Linked DNA regions of Homo sapiens: region 1 is linked to region 2. The links are chromatin contacts, found by Hi-C or POLR2A ChIA-PET in ENCODE. All regions are on one chromosome and are shown on one strand. Each heading gives the region's core, a stretch centred on a gene start or an enhancer-like site at or near the end of the contact. The rest is flanking DNA. Distances are from core to core; before and after follow the strand shown. Region 1 holds the start of TNP1 (transition protein 1). Region 2 overlaps IGFBP-AS1 (IGFBP5 antisense RNA 1).

Evidence for each region. Hi-C counts contacts between places; a loop is a spot of excess contacts on that map. ChIA-PET counts read pairs that join two places held with the same protein, here RNA polymerase II (POLR2A). Pooled maps may share reads with other maps.
Region 1: a map of heart right ventricle shows a loop between it and region 2 (3-fold over the local background). The contact joins the promoter of TNP1 here to the enhancer-like site in region 2. A Hi-C loop is called at or near these places in 2 of 168 maps with a recorded cell type or tissue (Right ventricle myocardium superior and heart right ventricle) and 1 of 50 pooled maps. POLR2A ChIA-PET finds 5 or more read pairs at or near these places in 1 of 52 experiments (H1).

Annotation. Positions count from the first base shown.
Region 1 is chr2:216,858,792-216,862,004 of GRCh38, forward strand. It overlaps TNP1 (transition protein 1), which reads right to left and starts at 1,273. Exons shown (of 2, transcript NM_003284.4): 1 at 1,105-1,273; 2 at 667-904. The coding sequence starts at 1,243. The coding sequence ends at 876. LOC124906118 (a long non-coding RNA gene) reads right to left here. Exons shown (of 3, transcript XR_007088082.1): 2 at 2,134-2,191; 3 at 1,463-1,569.
Region 2 is chr2:216,712,037-216,715,073 of GRCh38, forward strand. It overlaps IGFBP-AS1 (IGFBP5 antisense RNA 1), which reads left to right. Exons shown (of 6, transcript NR_187138.1): 2 at 344-433. Among named protein-coding and RNA genes, the nearest start is that of IGFBP5, 18 kb to the left of the region's middle. Within about 2 kb of position 1,740, at least 13 of the 41 ENCODE cell types and tissues checked have a DNase peak (open chromatin) inside an H3K27ac peak, as active enhancers do; they include heart right ventricle, where a contact is called at or near this core.

The DNA of each region.
Region 1 (3,213 bases), core at 23-2,522, 150 kb after region 2:
ATTGAGACAATTCCTACTTCTAGGCACACTGGACTAAGGCTTATGGCATGCTACGAGGCAATATCCCACTCTTCAGTCTTGCCCACCTCAAGCCCAACATAGCTACCAAAATAACCTAAAGAAATCTAAACTCTCATCACTTCCACTGTTACCAATAGGATCCTTTACAAAGAACATGTTGGTCTCTGTTCAGAAGGTGTTCCCATCTCTTAGCCTGCTAATACTGCCCATATGATCAATGAATTAAGAGCTTCTAAGAGCTCCTCCAGGTGATCTCTATCTCCGGGCCAAGTCTTTAGATTTAGTTTAGCTTTCAACACCTCTATGCTATAAGCTCTGACGAAAACAGCTTGCATCCTTTGGTTTAAGCTCTAACAAAAACAGCTTGAATCCTTTGGTTAATGCTAATGAATGCATTTCTCCCTTTTTTATCTCTTCTCCCTTTCCATGTTGAGGAGAGAGACAGCACACTGGGATGAAGACAAATACGGCAATAGTGTGTGGCCAGAGTAGGACCACCTCCCACGGTGGTGGGAGGGAATTGGAGGACAAATTACTTTTGATATTTTCCAAGTCACATTTAATGGTTTCATACTGGCCAATTCTTCCCCAAACCCACCTAGCTCAGGAACTCAAGTCTTTCCAACCAAAAGATCAAAGTAAACATTTCTGCTTTCAAAGTTTTATTGAGATGTTGGGGAAAAACAGCCAACATATACATTCCTCATTTCGTCACAACTGGCATTTGATCCACATTCCATAGGCTCCTCTCTGGCTTTGATCTAACATCAGGTCTCCTTGGCAGTTCCCCTTCTGCTGTTCTTGTTGCTGCTTGGTGCTGTGTGAAGCGCACCAGGGCAGAGCCCGCTGGGGGCTCACAAGTGGGAGCGGTAATTGCGATTGGCTGTGGGAAAGGACAGGTTTGCAACAGAGACACGAATTAGAACATTCCCATCAAGACTCTTGTTGCTCAAATCTGCATTTAGTTATTGGAAATAATCTCAGGCCAAGATTTCAGGGTCCTGTGAGAGCTGCCTCCAAGAGGGAGGGCCTGGCAGCAATGTGTGCCTAAGTTTGGCAATCTCCTCCCCATCCCTCACTCACCGTCATCGCCCCGTTTCCTACTTTTCAGGTTGCCCTTACGGTATTTTCTTTTGCTGCCACCTCTCTTGACTCCCTTGTGAGGAGATCGGCTCTTGCTCCTCCTCATGCCATGACTCTTTAATTTGCGGCTGGTCGACATGGTAAGTTCTGCCAAAATGAGGGGCTTTGCAAGGCCCGGGGGCCAGGAGTCTGGGTATTTAAGGCCTTGGCCATTGTGACAGGGAAGGGGCATGGCTCAGCAGGTGGGCGGGGCTCTACTGTGCTGTCACTCACCTTTGCTGCACTTTGGTCACATTTGTGAAATAAGGTGGTCCTTTTCGTGCAGCTCAAGGGCTGCCCTCAGTTTTGAGGTCCTTTTTATGTTAAGTGAGGCTTTCCCAGAGAGGTGTTATTGAGAAACTGAATCCCAGCCCTGTGCCAGGCATTGGATGAGTACAAGAGACCATTCAGATATGCTTCTCCTGCCTGTAGGAAATGTAACAGTCATTGAGTGTGTGTGTATGCATGACTGTTTAAGTCTCTCACAGCATCCAGAGATAATAAATTTATTTCTGTAAGGACTTGACTCTACAGAACCCAATTCAATATGATCAAAATAGAAATATTCCTTCTTTTTCATCTAGGTCAGGATTTCTCAGTCTTGGCACTGTTGACACAATGGGCAGGGTAACTTTCAGTGGGCTGTCTTGTGCACCCTAGGATGTTTGGCAACATCCCTGGCCATTACCCACTGGACACCAGAGAAGCCTGGCAGCTATGACAACCCAAAATATTCCCAAACATTGCCACCTGTTTCTTTGGGAGGCTGGGGAAGTGAGGGAAAAAATGGCTCTGGTTCAGAACAATTAACCTAATCATTTTTTAAAATTCAGTCACAGATATTGATCACATAGCATATGCCATACATTTAGGTGGTAGAAAATTAGTGGAGGATAAACACACGTAGATACTGTGCTCATGGAACTCTCAGCCCACTGGGGAGAAAGCCATTCATCAGATGTCTACATAAATCAGTGAGTAAGTACTTACGGAGTCATTTTGGCTGGAGAAGGGCAGAGGGAAACTCCCTACATGGTACAGGATGAGGCTGGAGGGAGAGACAGAGATCAAACCATGATCAAGTACATTGGGAAGCCTTTAAAAATGTTAAGAGGATGGCATGTGAGATTAGAGGGTGCCAAGTGGGTGATGTATTGACTGGAGGAGCTGTGTAAAGGGAGATGCTACTGTCAACATCAATGGTTCAGCAGAGAGAAAGATTTGATGATGGTTTAGGTCTGGCCAGGAAAGGTGTTGATTGAGATCTAAAGTAGACAAGAGACCAAGGCTTGGTGACGGATTGAATTTGGGAGGTGAAAGCAGATGGTGTCAAGGGTGTGGCTTTTGTTTCTGTATAATGCAGTTATCTGGATGCTGGTGCCATTCATGGGGATAAAGGCCAGACATGGGGAGAGTGATGATCATGTACTTGGTATAAGACATACCAGCTTTGAAGTGCCTTTGACACTTACAAATAGATATATTGAATGATTATTGGTGTATAAGTCATCCAGCCTTTCCTTTTTCCTCCATTACACCTCATAGTAAATGCTTTGCTTTTGAAAATGTTTCTTTCTTTTTTTTTTTTTGAGACCGAGTCTTCTCTTTTGCTCAGGCTGGAGTGCAGTGGCACAATCTTGGTTCACTGCAACATCTGCCTCCTGTGTTCCAGCAATTCTCCTGCCTCAGCCTTCTGAGTAGCTGGGATTACAGGCGTGTGCCACCATGCCTAGCTAATTTTTGTATTTTTAGTACAGACAGCGTTTCGCCATGTTGGCCAGGCTAGTCTTGAACTCCTGATCTCAGGTGATCTGCCCACCTTGGCCTCCCAGAGTGCTGGGATTACAGACGTGAGCCACTGTGCCCGCCTCATTCGGATTTCTATAGAACTTGTTTGCTATTTCTTCCATTTGTCTCTCCTCTCTCCATTGTCATTACCCTCATTCAAGAACTGAGCATCTTGTATGCAGGAGATCCTTAGCAAAAGTTGGTTGAATAGAAGAGCGAAAGTAGTTCAAGTCCCACTCCCTGGTTTTCTGATATCTATAGATGGCAAATTGAGTTTTGAAA
Region 2 (3,037 bases), core at 490-2,989:
CAGCTGGGAGTCACACAAAACTGAGTTGGACCACGATGCCTCCCTCAGCTGAGTGACCTTGGTGTGTGCCATTTTGAGCTTCAGTGCTCCTCACTTGTAAAACGGAAATAATTTAACCCACAATGGTGGGAATGCAAAACAGGATAATATACATAACCTTCTTAAGCATACTGTTCAATAAGTAAATGGGCTTTCGACCTGAAGTTCCAACTCTTCACATTCACTGTGGATAGCAAAGAGTGTTCTCTCTTTTTAAGATAGCCTTGGCTTCTCCTCTTAATGTATTCCCCTTTCCTTCTGTACCAGGCCTAGTGATAATTGCCTGTCCTGCCTCTGTTCACAGGGAGCGAGCCTCAGTGCTTTGAACGCCTCCTGCTCCATCACAGTGACTGCTCAAGGCAGGACACCTGATCCTATCGGAATCCACCCACGGGTGAGTCTGGGACAATTCGATTCTCTCTTTCATAAATGAAAGAATGAAAGGCACACAGGAGGAAGGATCAGTTAGGGGCAGTCATGGGAGGTGAGAAGCCTTAGGAGGATGGAATATTGGAAGAAGGATAAGAGGAACAAATAGCAGCAGGCGAGGAGGATGGAATCAAGAGACAATGGCCCTGGATCACAAAGGCTTTTGGTTCTCCCGTTCCAGGGACCCATGACATCTTCCCCATTTTCCCATGACATTCCTGGTACCTTTTCAACCACGCCTCTATTCCCTTGAACTAGTTGGAGGGGGTTTCTGTTCCTTGCAACCCAAAGAGCCTTTATGAGAACACCGCCATGGATTTTCTGATTGTGAGTGCTGCTTGGCTGTCACAGAAGTCCTCTTCTTCTCTCACCTCGAAGGGTTTGGGCATTCTGTGTCTTCATGGAATGTCAACTCTGCAAGGTGCTGCACGACAGGAGTTCATTCTTCCATCAGTTTTCAAGCTAGACAACTTTCATGCTTAGGAAACTCCTGTAGCATCCAACAATGTTCCTCTTGCTGCAGTTTGAACTCTTCTTCTCATTGTTCTTCTTCTTTTTTGAGATGGAGTTTCGCTGTTGTTGCCCAGGCTGTGGTGCAATGGTGTGATCTCGGTTCAATACAAACTTGGCCTCCTGGGTTCAGGCGATTCTCCTGCCTCAGCCTCCTGAGTAGCTGGGATTACAGGCGCCTGCCACCACACCCAGCTAATTTTTGTATTTTTAGTAGAGACTGGGTTTTGCCATGTTGGCCAGGCTGGTCTCGAACTCCTGACCTCAGGTGATCTGCCCACCTTGGCCTCCCAACGTGCTGGGATTATATGCGTGAGCCACTGCACCTGGCCTTTCCCCCGGCCCCCGCTCCTTTGGAAGCCTTGTAGCTCAATTTTTTTTTTAATTGATTGGTTTCAAGGAGACCAGAGATCAGACTCTGAATTTCTCAAGGGAGAGATTCTGGAGACATAAAATCTGTTTTGAAAGTTTTAAACTATATCTTACCTTTGCAAGATGCCTGATGTTTTGGATCTCAGCCCTATTTTTTTGAGAATTCACCATACGTTCACAGACATCATCTCTTTGTTCCTTCCCACAATATCTGGCTGGCTCAGTGAACCCATTCTCCCAACCTGGAAATAGAAGCCTAGAAGAAGGCTGGCTGGGGGCTTGCATCTCTGAGGCAAGTCAGCTTTGGAAACCTGGGAAGAATGCCTCCTTTCCCCACTATCCCAGGCTCATTGCCAAGCTGCCAGCTAGAGACCCGAGCTCTGGGCAGAACTCATTTCAGAGTGAGTCAGAAACATGAGGGAGTCTTGTTCACACATGCCGACCAAGGGAAAAGCCCCAAGGGAGATGTTTCAAGGAGTCCTACCAGAGACTCGGGAGATCTTTTCTCTTCTCTATTGGAAGAGACAGCCCACCCACTTGGCGGATGCCCAGCTCTCCAGACTGAGTGCCAAGAAAAGAATAAGAGAGGTCCTGAGACCCTGGCTCCAGGGCCATGGTCTGTCTCTATGGAGTACAGGGTCGGGACCATTCATAACAGGCACAAAACACTCCTCTGGCCCTTTAGCAAGAGAGCTGCTATGACAGCACCCCCACTGACCTGGACATCTCTGTGATGTTACCTTAGAAACCAGAAAAAGCAATCTAAGCCACTTCTTTGATTTTCTCTAGCATCTGGAAATTAAACTTTTTACACGAGCCAATACTTTTAGCCTTTTTCTTAACCCAAACTTCCTCTCCCAGGACTGCTGTGGAGGGAGAATTTAGAACGGGTGAGCTAAGAACCTTCCGAGATGCCAAAGGTCTTTGACATTTGGTGAGTTTGAGTACTCCTAGTACTCAAGGGCAAGTGCAGTCTGGTTGGATCTCTCCAGGTAGGGAGCCTTTTAAAACCCCAGAATTTCCAGGTGGGCACCTCCTTCCTTTCAGCATTGCATGGGCCATGGCCATCAATGAGGGCAATTTCCTTGCACCACAGGTCCCAGGGACAGTGTCTCTGCGTGGCCTGGTGAGGGGGAAGGGCCTCCAAAATTAGATGACTAGATTTCGACTCATGGATGACATTCCTGAGTGAGATCAGGGGTCAGGCAGGTGGTAAGAGGCATGAAAAAAATGCACTACTCCCCAGCCCCCCAGCCCTGGGTAATATTTTAGATGACTACATGCAAATAGGGAGAATTCACAATGGATCGAGGTTCACATTAGTGGACAGAATGTTTATGTGGGCCTAGGTGAGAGTACCTCTGTGGAGAACCTAGAGGCAGAGGCCTGAGGGTTAGGGAAGCCTGATAAAATCTAGGGAGTCCAGTTAAATTTGAATTTCAGATAAACAACTAATAAATTGCAGTAAAAATGTGTCCCACTCCATAGTAGACACATTTATATTAAACATTATTATTATTATTATTTGAGACAGAGTTCTGTTCTTTTTGCCCAGGCTGGAGTGCAGTGGCACGATCTCAGCTCACTGCAACCTCTGCCTCCTAAGTTCAAGTGATTCTCCTGCCTCAGCCTCCTGAGTAGCTGGGATTACAGATGCCCGCAAAAATTATTTGTCTAAAATTCAAAT